Regions from separate parts of the Homo sapiens genome. Here region 1 is linked to region 2. A link is an interaction called in ENCODE POLR2A ChIA-PET data of the cell type or tissue named here. Cell type or tissue: endothelial cell of umbilical vein. All regions are shown on one strand. Each heading gives the region's core, and the rest is flanking DNA. Links, peaks and the distances in the headings are about the cores only.

The links. ChIA-PET counts read pairs that join two places held together with the same protein. Peaks named below come from ENCODE experiments on the same cell type or tissue, not always from the same donor. Only the 100,000 strongest peaks of a DNase experiment are listed, where the experiment ranks them.
Region 1: POLR2A ChIA-PET joins it to region 2 with 5 read pairs; 1 of 35 experiments calls an interaction of 5 or more read pairs at or near these places.

The regions. Positions count from the first base shown.
Region 1 is chr17:64,351,161-64,358,750 of GRCh38, reverse strand. It overlaps PECAM1 (platelet and endothelial cell adhesion molecule 1), which reads left to right. Exons shown (of 16, transcript NM_000442.5): 8 at 2,353-2,640; 9 at 3,711-3,818; 10 at 5,233-5,260; 11 at 6,288-6,361. Among named protein-coding and RNA genes, the nearest start is that of PECAM1, 36 kb to the left of the region's middle. In endothelial cell of umbilical vein, for the core only: no CTCF peak of the experiment used is centred there; DNase peaks (open chromatin) are centred at 2,770 and 3,730; H3K27ac peaks cover 2,561 bases.
Region 2 is chr17:63,457,970-63,465,559 of GRCh38, reverse strand. No RefSeq gene overlaps it. Among named protein-coding and RNA genes, the nearest start is that of ACE, 15 kb to the left of the region's middle. RefSeq lists an enhancer at 4,649-4,718. In endothelial cell of umbilical vein, for the core only: no CTCF peak of the experiment used is centred there; DNase peaks (open chromatin) are centred at 2,839 and 4,609.

The DNA.
Region 1 (7,590 bases), core at 2,156-6,155, 890 kb before region 2:
AAGACATATTCTTTGTTTCAATGCTGTGGTAAGAAACACAAGCTCTCCTAATTAAATGATGGAGAAACATCTGAATCATAATACCAATAAGCATAGAAAAAATGTTAGGGGTCATGTTTGGTTGTCACGTGAACTATATCCTTACAGTGATGGTGATAGTAATTTAGGGTATGTCAGACTTCATCTAGCTTAAGTGGGTAAACATTGTGAAAAAGCTGGGCTAGGTGCCAGGGCTTGAGAATGGGTGGGCAGAGAAGGCTGAAGATGGCTGAACATCTCCAGCAAACACATGAGCCAAAAGGTCCCATGGGGCACTTCAAAAGACTGTGCGCAGCCAGGTGCGGTGGCTCACGCCTATAATCCCAGCACTTTGGGAGACCGAATGGGGTGGATCACTTGAGCCCAGGAGTTTGAGACTAGCTTGGCCAACATGGCAAAACCCCGTCTCTACTAAAAATACAAAAATTAGCCCAGCGTGGTGGTGGGTGCCTGTAGCCCCAGCTACTCAGGTGGCTGAGGTGGGAGAATCACTTGAATCCAGGAGGCAGAGGTTGCAGTGAGCCAAGATCGTGCCACTGCACTCCAGCCTGGGTGACAGAGTGAGACTCTATCTCAAAAAAAAAAAAAAAAAAAAAAAAAGACTGTGGCCAAATCAGATGGCTGGAAACAAAGGCTGGAGTTTGGGAATGGAGAATCACCGGATATGAGCTGAAAAAGTGGCTGAGCCTAAGCGTGACAGGTGTCAGGTGCCAGTATCAGGAGTAGGCAATTGTCCTGCATGCAGTGAAAAGCCAGAAGATGGAAGGAAGGACAGGATGCAAATGAGTTCTCGGAACGATCCACCTGGTGGCTGGGTCAGGGAGCAGGCATGGTGACTTCAGACCTCATGGTACGTTAGAGGCTAATGTGAAGCCCATGTGAAGCTGTTGGTTTAAACTGGGTCGATATCAGTAGCTCACATTTACTGACCATGTGTCCAGCCCTGTGTGAAGTACTGTAGTAAATTGCTCCAATGGAAACTCACAATAACCACAGAAGGCCAGTAACAGCATTGTCGTTATTTTATCATGACGTAACTGAGGCTTAGGGCAGACAGCTGGTGGGTGGTGGGACTGGGATTTGAGCCCACTGGTGTCCCAGGCCCGGAGCTTGGCTTCTTCCATTGTCTTACCACAGCCTGCACTCACAGGAGAGTGACTCATAAGTTACAATACCATCTGCTGACCATCTGCTCTCACACTAGAAGGAAAGTCTACTTGGGAAGACAATTTAGGATCCGAATTTTGGTAGTTGAGGATGGAGCTAGGAAAAGCGGATACAGGAGGTAGCCAAGTTCTGCTTGGACCTGCAGGGAGTGAGGCTGGCTGGGCTTCCAGGTGGAAATGCCCAGGTGAAAAGGGAGACTTGGAGTTCAGGAAAGTAACCTGGACTGGAGCCATAGGTTTAGGTGTCAGTGGCTCAGAGACAGAAGCTCAGCGTGTAGGTGAAATCACCCAGGAGGAGAATGGGGATGGAAAACTGAGGATTGAATTTTGCAAAATGTTCATACTTCCGGGGAAAACAAAGAATAACCAGTGAATAAGAAAGGGGTGCCAGGTAAGAAGGGAAGAGAATCAGAGTCATGAGGAAGCCCAGAAGCCCAGAAAAAGCTGAGTTCCACAGTAAGACCTGGGCAACAGTGAAGTATGGAGAGCCCAAGATTGGGAGCGTGGAGGAAGAGCATCCACCACTGAATTTAATCAGCAGGGGACTCAGGGACGTTGGTTGGGGAATCAAGTGACCTTCCCAGTTTCTTCAAAACTTGAGAGAGAGTGCAGTGTCACAAGATTGTGACTACAAAAGAGTGCAGTCAGATTTCAGGGGTAACAAGAAAGTGTGAAATAAGGGAGTCAAAGCATAAAGGAAAAAGGAGAAAAAATGGCCGATAGCTAGAGAAGGCAGTGGGTCAAGATTGTCTGTGGCCTGGCATGGTGGCTTATGCCTGTAATCCCAGCATTTTGGAAGGCCGAGGTGGGCAAATCACCTGAGGTCAGGAATTCAAGACCAGCCTGGCCAACAGGGCAAAACCCCGTCTCTAAAACAACAACAACAACAAAAAAATCCAAAAAGTTAGCTGGGCCTGGTGGGCGCACCTGTCATTCCAGCTACTCGGGAGGCTGAGGCAGGAAGATTTGCTTGAACCCAGGAGGCACACGTTGCAGTAAGCTGAGATTATACCACTGCACTCCAGCCTGGGTGATAAGAGCGGGACTCTGTCTCAGAGGAAAAAAAAAAAAGTTGAGCAGTGGCTGTCTCATGTTCCTCTTCCTCTGCCCTTCTTTGCTCAGTGTGAATCCTTTTCCTGCTTTTCAGCCCCGGTGGATGAGGTCCAGATTTCTATCCTGTCAAGTAAGGTGGTGGAGTCTGGAGAGGACATTGTGCTGCAATGTGCTGTGAATGAAGGATCTGGTCCCATCACCTATAAGTTTTACAGAGAAAAAGAGGGCAAACCCTTCTATCAAATGACCTCAAATGCCACCCAGGCATTTTGGACCAAGCAGAAGGCTAGCAAGGAACAGGAGGGAGAGTATTACTGCACAGCCTTCAACAGAGCCAACCACGCCTCCAGTGTCCCCAGAAGCAAAATACTGACAGTCAGAGGTGAGTCAGGGTCTCCATAGCAAGCTGTGCTGTGGGCTCCCAAGGGCAAGACCAGAAAACACACCCCTTGTAAGAGGGAGTTGGGGGGGAGTCTAGCTTATGTGACTGAAGGCTAGGAGAGTAATGTCCTCCAGGCTCTTGGTTGCAAGTGACAGAAACCCACTCAAATTAAGTAAAAAAGAGAAATCGATTATTATAAGGAATTGGGAGAATGTCACATCGTTCCAATTACAAATTGTTGGCAGACTCACCATTGAGTCATCTTGGGTCAAACATCCAACCACAGACCACCTGTAGCCAAGGGGATTGGGTCACGCAGAACAGACATGATTGGGGAACCCACTTATGTGGGTGGGGGCGGTTTCCTGGAGAGGAAGAGGGCTGAAAACACATGCCAAAAAGGAGTCTACTCCACTTGAGCCCTGGAGTTGGAGACCAGCCTGGGCAACATGGTGAAACCCTGTCTCTACAAAAAGTACAAAAATAGGCTGGGCGCAGTGGCTCATACCTGTAATCCCAGCTACTCGGGAGGCTGAGACATGAGAATCACTTGAACCCAGGAGGTAGAGGTTGCAGTGAGCAGAGCTTGCTCCACTGCACTCCAGCCTGGGCAACAGAGCAAGACTCTGCCTCAAAAATCAAACCAACAAAAAATAGCTGTGTGTGGTGGTGTGCTCCTGTAGTCCCAGCTACTCGGGAGGCTGAGGTGGAAGGATTGCTCAAGCCCAGGAAGTTGAGGCTGCAGTGAGCTGTCATCAGCCTCTAGCCTGGGTGACAGAGTGAGACCCTGTTTCAAAAAAGAAAGAAAAAGAAAAGAGTCTACCCCAGCAAAGCTGGTTTGTTCCCTCCTTGAGGACCACAGCTGACCTCTATTTGTAGCAGAAACAATCATTTCTGCACCAGCTCTGAGTGCAGAACCCCTCAGAGGTAGATGGATGCTAAGGCAAGCTGCCAGTTACAAGAGCTGTGAGAATCAGACTGACTTTTGTTGCTTAAGCCTGATATTATTTCTTCCTGGCAGAGGAAGAGCCTATATACAAAAAAAATTTTTTGTTTTGTTTTGTTTTCAGTCATTCTTGCCCCATGGAAGAAAGGACTTATTGCAGTGGTTATCATCGGAGTGATCATTGCTCTCTTGATCATTGCGGCCAAATGTTATTTTCTGAGGAAAGCCAAGGGTGAGCATAGTTCTTTCCTTCCATACTGACTGGTCGTCCTTGCCAGGAAACCAGCCAGGGATGCGTGGTGCTTTTCTGACCCCTGGATTCAGCTAGGCAAAAATGAAAGCTATTATTTTCCTCATTGGGCAAACCAGAAAAGATAAATTTGGGGGGAAATTGCATCTTTGTGTGGTTAGAAGAAGCCATTTCTGTAGATTTGTCCACACCTAGTCCTGTAATGCGTGTAGAGTGGGGTGCAAGTGTCTTGGAGACACACAAACATGCGCATAACACCCACATGTTGCACACACACATTGAATGCTTTGTAATTAACCTGGTGGTTGTGCTGTGACTTCTACCCTATGCTTGGGGTTAGCTAAGTAAGCCCGGCTGAGCAGCCAGGACCACCTGCTGATAACCAGGAATCAGAGTCAGCTGTCCAAGACTCAAGGAAAAGGGCAGAGCATCAGTAAATCCTGCAAAAATTTTTTTGTGGGATAAGGTAGGTTCTTTTGGAGCCTCTGGTGCTGCTGCCCAGGATGGGAGGGGAAGATGGGGTGAGGAGGGGCCCTGGTTTTTGTCAGGAAAGCTGCCACCCATCAAGGAAGATAGAGCACACCCTGGCGTTGATCTTAGGCCAGCTTCGAGTTACAAACGCAGGGATTGATTTCGCCTTTACTTTTTGTAATTATCTGGAATCAAAGAGAGTGGTCAGGCACGGTGGCTCACACCTGTAATTCCAGCACTTTGGGAGGCCAAGGCAGGCAGATCACTTGAGGTCAGGAGTTCAAGACTAGCCGGGACAACATGGTGAAACCCCCATCTCTACTAAAAATACAAAAAATTGGCCAGACGTGGTGATGGGTGCCTGTAATTGCAGCTACTCAGGAGGCTGAGGCAGGAGAATCACTTGAACCTGGGAGGCAGAGGTTACAGTGAGCCCAGATCACATCACTGCACTCCAGCCTGGGCAACAGAGCAAGACTCTGTCTCAAAAAAAAAAAAAAAAAGAGAGAGAGAGGAAGAGAGCTGCCTGCTTATCTGGCTAATCTGGTTCCCATATCATTGTCTCTTTTTCCATCATATTTCACTAACAAAAATCACTTCTGGCTAAAATAGTCAAGATATCATGTTTCTGGGGAAATATCTTGGTATAAGACCAAGAGAATACCTCTTTCTTTTCTGTCTTTTGTAAAAGAGTGAATATATTTGGCTTCTTTTTCTCTCTTTTTCTGGGTATTCAATCTTCTGGGAAGTCAAACGTAGCTGAAAAGAGTGTTCCTTCACAGCTTACTAGGAGTAAAACAAAAAGAAAAGAAAAGTGTTTTCTATCTATTAGGTTAGTGCAAAAGCCATTGGCGTTTTGGCCATTATAGTGGTATGGATGTGGGTACTGTATACTGACTTTGGTTTTTCGTTTTCTGTTTTAAAGCCAAGCAGATGCCAGTGGAAATGTCCAGGTGAGTGTATTTGTAAGAAGGGGGCGGCTGCTCTGTGAGCACGGTGGACATGTCTGGAGGGAGATTCTGGTCATTAGGAAGTTTTCAGTGGCTCTTGGCAAACTTAGAAAAATATAGGCCTTCCTTGGGTGTGAGTTGTGTGTGTGAGTTGTGTGTGTGTGTGTGTGTGTGTGTGTGTGTGTGTACCTCCGTGGAAGAATGCCAATTGTCCTTTCATGGGAAGGAATGGCTTTTATTCTGAGATCATGTCCTTCCTACATGATTATTTGTGAAATCTCCCTTTCTTTATGAAATTATAATGGTAGTAGATAAATTTTTTAAAATTTGACAAAATAGAGTTGGCCTTTAAAAAATGGTTTTACTACCTTTACTGTTGTTGAAATCCCAAATCCAAAAGTATAGAAATGATTGCTCTGTTCCAGAGAGAAACAGTAGCGTGGGATAAGAATTTCAGGGGCTTGGTAGTAGCCTGTGAAGGACTCCTGGTATTCATGTGTGCTTTGGTCCTGATGTTTATTTTAATAGGAAAAAGTTTTATCACCGCCAAGCATGGTGGCTCGCACCTGTAATCCCAGCACTTTGGGAGGCTGAGGCAGGCAGATCACCTGAGGTCAGGAGTTCAAGACCAGCCTAGCCAGCGAAACCCCATCTCTACTAAAAACACAAAAATTAGCCGGGCGTGGTGGTGCATGCCTGTAATCCCAGCTACTCGGGAGGCTGAGGCACGAGAATCGCTTGAACCCAGGAGGCGGAGGCTGCAGTGATCCGAGATTGCACTGCTGCACTCCAGCCTGGGTGACAGAGCGAGACTCTGTCTAAAAAAAAAAAAAAGTTTTTTTACATAATCCTTGGAGCTGCCAAAAAATATTTGTTTTCCAAATGAGAGAGTAAAGTTTTCCTTACCTTGGAAAACTCTTCCTGGTTTTCTCATGATCTTCCCTTGTTTACTTTGGTGGTTTGGGGTTAGAACAATAACAACAACAAATATATCTATATATTGTTTTCTGTTTTTATATTTCATTTTAAGGCCAGCAGTACCACTTCTGAACTCCAACAACGAGAAAATGTCAGATCCCAATATGGAAGCTAACAGTCATTACGGTAAAGTCATGTTCTCCTGCCATTTCTAATTTCCCCCAACTTGCTACATACTTCCTTAGCCCTCTCAGAAGCAGAATATGTAAGTGGTGGGATTACAGTTGGAAGAGAAACCCTGGCTTCAACAGGGTACTTCATCTCATCAGCCACTGGGCCATGTAATATACGGAAACGTAAAAGGAAAGGTAACATATTTTATTCTAACTTTGCCACCTTCCAAACTCCCCGTAGAAGAAATATGGAGAATAATCATAATGCCTTCAAAGACTTTGAACATTGCTCCAGCGTAATATTATAATTCTCCATTTTCAAGACAGAGACCAGGTATTGAATGAAAACATTGGTAAAACATCTTCTCAGATGGAATTATTACAAGCACAAGACAGTTTTACTTCAAATTTGCCACAAAGGGAATGCAATTTCAATATTCTCTCAGTAAAGGCATAAATAAAGTGTTCCAACTAAGAAATATCTATTCATAAGGCTCATCAGTAGCTTCAGGGTCAGCTCAGCTGAATGAGTAGCCAGTCCTAGGAGTTCTTAATCCCAGGTTAGTAAGAAAATTGCTCAAGCATTTCAGCAGGGATGCTACTTACTTCCCAGAGGGGGCTATAATTACATCACAAAAAGTCCTGTCCCAGACCAAATTTGGAACACTCTTCCTCTTTTCTTTCTTTCTTTTTTTTTTAGACAGGGTCTTCCCAGGCTGGAGTGCAGTGGTGCAATCTCAGCTCACTGCAGCCTCTACCTCCCAGGCTCAGGTGATCCTCCCATCTCAGCCTCCTGAGTAGCTGGGATCACAGGCATGTGCCACCATGCCCAGCTAATTTTTATTTTTTGTAGAGATGGCACTCTACCAATGCTGGTTTCAGACTCCTGGGCTTAAGAAATCCTTCTGCCTTGGCCTCCCAAAGTGCTGGGATTACAGGTGTGAGCCCCTGAGCCCAGCCACTTTTCTTGCTTTATCAGCAGGTTTGGTCATAGAATGCTCATGTTCTTTTCTAATTCTATAAATGTCTCACAAAATAAGAAATTTTTAGGATATACTTTTTACAGAGACATATTTTGCTTGAGAAATATGTTTTAAGAATTGAGTAATTCATATAGTACTGAATCATAAACTTTAAAAAAGGAAAATAAAATATTTGTAGTAATAAAAGTAATGTGTCAGTAAATAGAAACGAGCAAATATATTGTTTAAGAAACTATATTCTAGGCTGGGCGCGGTGGCT
Region 2 (7,590 bases), core at 2,260-6,259:
GGCGGAGGCTGCGGTGAGCCGAGATCACACCATTGCACTCCAGCCTGGGCAATAAGAGCAAAACTCCGTCTCAAAAAAAAAAAAAAAAAAAAGTTTCAGTACTTTATATGTATCTCTAAACATCATACTAATGAATTTTTCTTGTTGTAGAGCTTTATAATAACAATACCACCTGCGTTTGAATTCAAGGGAAATGAAAACACATCAGTGCAAAGACCTACACCCAAGGCAGCATCCTTCAAACTTGCGGAGAAGTGGAAGCCACTCAAATGTCATCAGCTGGTGAATGGATGAACAAAATGTGGCATATCGACATAGGTGGTTATTTGGCAATACAAAGGAATAAGGCTCTAATATATCCCACAACAAAGGGTGAAACCCCCAAAACAGGGTGCTAAGTGAAAGAAGCCAGACCCAAAAGACTACATATTGTAAGATTCCATGTATAGGAAATGTCTAGAAAAGTCAACTCTATAGAGACGGAAGTAGATGAGTGATTGCCTGGGGCTGGGGGTAAGAAGAAGGAGAAGTAACTGAAAATAGGGTTGAGGTTTATTTTTGGGGCGATAGAAACTTCTTTCTCTCAATTATGTTTCTGAGACTTTTTTTGTCGTTGCATAGAGCTGTAGTTCATTTATTTTCACAATTCTATAGTTTGTCACGTGATTATGTCACAATTTATTTCTCTGATCTCCTGTCAATGGACATTTGAGTTACTTTTTGTTTTTTGCTATTACAAAATGATTTGCCAGGAACATTTTGTACATGTCCCCTTGGTATACATAAGCAATTTTATATCTGTTGAATCTAATAGCAAGATATCAGGGCTTGTAAATTGTATGCCTTTTTTTCATTCCATTTTTTAGTGGTTCATTTTTATTGTATTTTACAAGAAGGATTATTCCCCAAACAAACTGGAAATTAACACAGAAACAAGACAGGTCCTCCACCACAGTTTGAGAGAAGTACTGCTGTAGGGAATACACTGGGAGTAAAGTCACTGGGCCAAGGCTGTGCAGGTGTTCAAAGGTATGCAAAAGTTCAAGGGTATCCAGATGTCAAATTGCTTTCAAAATAGTTGCACTGATTTGCACTCCCACCAACAGTGGATAAGAGTTCCCACATTGCTCCATAGCTTCACCAACACTTACTACTGTCCAATTTTTTAATTTTTGCCAATTTGAGGGGCATGACATTTTCATTACCTTGTTGCTGATGAGGTTAAATATCTTTGCATATGTTTACAGGACATGTGTGCTTTCTCCTCTGTGATATTCCTGTTTGTGTTCTTTGCCCATTTCTTTTCTTTTCCATACTGATTCTTAAGAGTTCTTTATATATTCTTGATATTAATCCTTTGTCATTTAAATGTGTTACAGATATCATTTCCAGTCTGTGACTTGCATGAATTTCTTTGGTGGTGGTGGGGGGGTGTCTTTTGATAAACAGGAGGTCTTACTTTGAATGCAGTTGGATTCTATCTCTTTTTTCTTTTTTGGCCAGCTCCTCTTCACTCATGCTGTTTTCCTGGGCAAAGCTCCCGCACGGCCCTCATCAAACCGACAAGCCTTTTTTAATCTGCACCCTGCTGCTTCCAGCCTCCTCTCAGTCCCACTTTATACTCAGTAGTTTATTCCAGAGCTGATGTTTTCACCTCTGAGTCTCTCTGCTGCAAAGACCCTCTTTTGTCTGCTTGTAGAACCCCCAAGTCATTCCTCAAACCCCACTCTGGCACAACCTCTGCTTCTCAGAAGCTCTTCCAGACCCCCAAGGCTGAGTCACTTCTTCTATTCAGTGAACCCCAAGCTGAGCATCGGATGATTGATAGTATATAGGTTTTTCATTACTCAAATGGGACAATTAGGCTGGGCGCGATGGCTCATGCCTGTAATCCCAGCACTTTGGGAAGCCGAGGCAAGTGGATCACTTGAGGTCAGGAATTCAATACTAGCCTGGCCAACTTGGCAAAACCCCATCTTTACTAAAAGTACAAAAATTAGCTGGGTGTGGTGGCGGGCTCCTGTAATCTCAGCTACTCGGGAGGCTGAGGCAGGAGAATCACTTGAACCCAGGAGACGGAGGTTGCAGTAAGCGGAGATCATGCCACTGCACTCCAGCCTGGGTGACAGAGCAAGACTCCCTCTCAAAAAATAAATAAATAAATAAAATAAAATAAAATAAAGATAAAATGGGATAATCACTACTTTTAATAAGTGAAATTTATTTAAAGTTAATTTTAAATTTCAAAAAATGAGATTCTTTAAGAATGGGATGCTTGGAAGGGGAAAACAATCGGGAAACGCTGCTCTCTGGCCAGTAATGTCTCTGGTATCCTCGACATCATCCTGTCCACATCCGAACGTTTTCAAGGACAGAAGCTCACTACTTCTGTGGGCTGAGCCACTGTGGTTGTTAGAAATTGCTTTGTTATGCTAAATGTGTCTCCTGCCTCTTCTTTAGGTTTATTGTTTTTCTTTTTCTTTTTTTTCTCTTTTTTTTTTTGAGACAGAGTCTCGCTGTGTCGGCCAGGCTGGAGTGCAGTGGTGCAATCTCAGCTTACTGCAACCTCCGCCTCCTGGGTTCAAGCAATTCTCCTGTCTCAGCCTCCCAAGTACCTGGGATTATAGGCATGCGCCACCAAGCCTGGCTAATTTTTATATTTTTAGTAGAGACGGGGTTTCACTATGTTGGCCAGGCTGGTCTTGAACTCCTGACCTCAGGTGATCCACCCACCTCGGCCTCCCAAAGTGCTGGGATTACAGGCATGAGCCACTGCCCCAGGCCAGGCTTATTATTACAGGCATGAGCCACCGCCCCAGGCCAGGCTTATTGTTTTTCACTGTGCTTTCTAGAGAAACAATGAGTCTTTTCTCTTTGACATGGCCACTGTCCAAGATGAGAGGTAGCAACCCCATGTCTTTTTTTTTTTTTTTTGAGACGGAGTCTCACTCTGTCACCCGGGCTGGAGTGCAGTGGCGCAATCTCGGCTCACTGTAAGCTCTGCCTCCCAGGTTCACACCATTCTCCTGCCTCAGCCTCCAGAGTAGCTGGGACTACAGGCGCCCGCCACCACGCCCGGCTAATTTTTTGTATTTTTACTGGAGATGAGGTTTTACTGTGTTAGCCAGGATGGTCTTGATCTCCTGACCTGGTGATCTGCCCGCCTTGGCCTCCCAAAGTGCTGGGATTATAGGCATGAGCCACCACACCCGGCCACAACCATGTCTAAGCATGTCTCCTTTTCTCCAGGAGAAACACAGTGCCTTCAGTGATTCCCGGGGAGAGAAGTTCTCTGTATCCTGATGCTCTGTCATCTTCTCATGGATGGACTGCAGATTTTCCACATCTCTCCTAAACTATGCTGCCTGTATTTAAGTAAAGCCTGTGGGCTGGCCTAACATGCGCAGAGGGAGCCCTGGTCCACTTAATGCAATTCCTTCCCTTGGTGCAGCCGAAGAGGGCTGAGGTTGTTCTGGCAGCCTCCTCACCTGCTGCAGCTCATATAGAAACTGAGAGTCAGGCCGGGCGCGGTGGCTCACGCCTGTAATCCCAGCACTTTGGGAGGCCGAGGCTGGCAGATCACGAGGTCAGGAGATCGAGACCATCCTGGCTAACACGGTGAAACCCTGTCTCTACTAAAAATACAAAAATTAGCCGGGCGTAGTGGCGGGCGCCTGTAGTCCTAGTCCCAGCTACTCGAGAGGCTGAGGCAAGAGAATGGCGTGAACCCAGGAGGCGGAGCTTGCAGTGAGCGGAGATGGAGCCACTGCACTCCAGCCTGGGCGACAGAGCGAGACTCCGTCTCAAAAAAAGAGAAAAGAAACTGAGAGTCAGTGCAAACCCTCAGATCTTTTCCGTATGAAAGATGGCCAGTTTGTCGATGTGCATCTGACTTCTCTCTTTTAAATGCTGACTGTCAAGTTCAATCTTAATTTCTTTTGACTCACTCAGCAATCCCATCTTAACTCTCACGTCTCATTTTAGCTCTTCCCCTCAGTTTTCGGTCAAGCACAAACTTACTAAGCAAGATGTTGTTTTGTTTTGTTTTGTTTTTTTTTTGAGATGGAGTCTAGCTTTGTCACCAGGCTGGAGTGCAGTGGTGCGATCTCAGCTCATTGCAACCTCCACCTCCCGGGTTCAAGCGATTCTCGTGCCTCAGCCTCCCAAGTAGCTGGGATTACATGTGCCCATCACCATGCCTGGCTAATTTTTGTATTTTTAGTAGAGATGGGGTTTCACCATGTTGACCAGGTTGGTCTTGAACTCCGAACCTCCAGTGATCTGCCTGCCTCAGCCTCCCAAAGTGCTGGGATTACAGGTGTAAGCCACTGTGCCCGGCTGTTAGGTGTATTTCACCACAGTAAAAAACAATAAATTACAAAAAATGGTGACATGCCAGGGACAATGCAGTGTGGCAACTCATCTGGCCCTGTCTCCAGTGTACCCTGCTATAGGATGTCAGGCCCAGAATCCCAGGAAGCAGGGGAGGAGAGGGAGGTACCTCTTCATTTCAGGCCCAGGATACAGCCCAGCTCTGCCGTGGCTGCGGACAGTGACAATCTATCTCTGCCTCCCAGGCCAGGAACATGTGAGTAAGCTTTGACTCATATCTGTCTTTTCTCCTATTGCCTAATCTTGCCTGGTCTTAATTAAAAATGTCTCCTTCCCTTTCTTACACTCACTCATTCCTCCGCAGGTTTTCACCGAGACCTACAAAGAGCAGTCACCGACCGTGCCCAGACACCTTGGTGAGCAGGGACAGCCTGGTCGCACTGTTATAGGAAAGGGGTCCCGATCCAGACCCCAAGAGAGGGATCTTGGATCTTGCTCAAGAAAGAATTCAGGGCGAGTCTGCGGTGCAAAGGAAAAGCAAGTTTATTTAGAAAGTCAAGTGGTGAAAGAACAGCTACTCCATAGACAGAATAGGGCATTCCCAAAAGTAAGAGGAGGAATGCATCCACCCTAGGTACAGTGCTTGTATATATATAGGATAAAAAAAGATCATGGGGAGATGTGCTCTGCTACAGGGTTTGTGATAAAGGATTCTTTTTTAAAATTACCAAATTTTGCAAGAATCAATATTATTATCTTTGAAGCAAAATTAGGAATGCCTTTGTTCTCGAGATATCGGGATATCTGGACACTCCGAAGTTTGGGTTTGTTAGTAAACATTATTAATCCATTTCCTTAACTGTAAACATCTAGAGGCTGGGAATAGCCTTCTGGGAATGCAAGTCCCAACTTCATTTTCCTAGCCCTCACTCAAGATGGAGTCGCTCTGGTTCAAATGCCTGTGATACCACCTCTCCAGGCTCCCGGGATGTTTAAACAAGCCACTCCCAGAGAGGCGATATGAAAGGTGCAGGGCAGGCCCTGAGCCCTGGCCACAGGCGATGCTTAAGCTGAGCCCTGAAAGGAGGAGTAGGAGTTCAGCAGGCAAGTTGTTAGAAGACTCGCATTTCAAGCAGAAGGTCTGGAAAGACGTGCTGACTGATCGGCAGGAGGCTGTGAGCTGTGGATGATACGGAGACTGCAGAAGCTGAGGCCATGGAGCTAAGGCGGGCTCAGACTTCCTCCTGAGGGCAACAGGTTTTTAGCTGGGGAGGACCATGACCAAATCTGCCTTTCCCAGTCACCTCTCTGATCTCTTTGATGCAGTGTAGATCTGTGCTTAGCAAACTCAGAAGGCCCTGTCACCACCAGGAAGGAAGAGACCCCACGACTGAGGGCAGTGGTAGGTTTAGGGGCTGGCTGCAGGTGGGACCGAAAGGGATAGCTGTGGACTGGCTGGCTTTGGGGGGGGGGTGAAGAGTGGAGGGGGTGATGATGCCTTCTATGGGGAGGGGGACATGCTAGAAACAGTTTTGGGGGAGGTGGGAAGGAGGGTAAGCAGATGAAGGATTTGGGTCTTGGACATGCTGCTAGTTTGGCTTTGACGGTGCAGGTCCTCTGCTATGATGTGAGTGGCTGTGCCCGCCAGTTCCTCTTCTCACTCCCTTCTAGGGCTATGAGATTTGTGACCCTTTCCTCTGCCTGCCTCTGCCCCTGCCCATTGGGACCCTGCTGGACCAGGCATCCATCCTATGGAAATCTCCATGAAGCGTCGACCTCCCTGCCCCCCAGGCATTGGGTGAGTGGCAAGTGAGAGCTGCTCACAGGGCATCAAAGGGGTTCAAAATAGCACCCAAGGCCGGGCATGATGGCTCACGCCTGTAATCCCAGTACTTTGGGAGGCTGAGGTAGGCGGATCACCTGAGGTCAGGAGCTCAAGGCCAGCCTGGCCAACATGGAGAAACCCCGTCTCTACTAAAAATACAAAAATTAGCTGGGTGTGGTGGTGTGTGCCTGTAATCCCAGCTACTTGGAGGCTGAGGCAGGAGAATAACTTGAACCCGGGAGGCAAAAGTTGCAGTGAGCAAGATTGCACCATTGCACTCGAGCCTGGGGAAAAAGAGCAAGACTCCATCTCAAAAAAAAAAAAAAAAAATTGCACCTAAGCCCAAGCCCAGAAGGTGGCCCCGAACCTGGGCCTTCCTTTGAAGCCAGGCCTGGTATTTGCCAAGATCGTGCCTCCTGCCCCCACATCACCAACGTTAACTGCCCTCCATTAGCTGGTGCTGCCTGGGTGCTGCGTGGGCGCTGGCGTGTGAAATGGCAACATGAGGCCGTGTCTACTGAGCCAGGCATCTTAGTGCTTTACACAGAGAAGTGAAACCTCCTAGCAACCCTGTGAGTTAGGTACCATTTGATTCCCATTTTTCAGATAAGGAAACCAAGGCACAAAGTGGTTGGTAGGTGGACTAAGGTCACCCAACAAATGGAGGCAAAACGGGACACGTGTCCCCACCAGGAGCCACCAGCTGTCCCTCCTTCTCCATCCCACAGACTGCGTGAAGCCCTGGGCTACTCTGGCTGGATGGTATCAAGTGTCACATTCTGTGGAGCCAGGATGTTCCTCCAATCCTTTAATCCCAAATCTTTTATTGTGTTTGTTTTGTTTTGTTTTGACAGAGTCTTGCTCTGTCGTCCAGGCTGGAGTGCTGTGGTGCAATCTCAGCTCACTGCAACCTCTGCCTCCTGGGTTCAAGTGATTCTCCTGCCTCATCCTCCCTAGTAGCTGGGACTACAGGTGCGCACCACCAAGCCCGGCTAATTTTTGTATTTTTTGTTGAGACGGGGTTTCACCATGTTGGCCAGGCTGGTTATGAACTCCTGACCTCAAATGATCTGCCTGCCTCAGCCTCCCAAAGTGCTGGCATTACAGGCATGAGCCACCATGCCTGGCCTAATCCCAAATCTTAAACCTACTTTTCCTGGTTCTGCCTCTAGTGAAATCAAAGATCCCTCCGCTGCTGTCCCTATGGGAATGTGGACAGGGATGACACCTCTCGCCAGCTCTGGGTGGCCCCTCTGGTCTGGTCCTTTGCTGCCCAGCTCCTCAAGTCCTCCTCAACACCCCTCTTCTCCAGCCCTGCTGCCACTCTCCCCACCTGAGTACAGACCCTCATCATTTCCCACTGGGCCCCCTCTTCTCGTCCCCCCAGTCCCTCTCCCTAGTCCATTTATTTATTCTATTTTGAGACGGAGTTT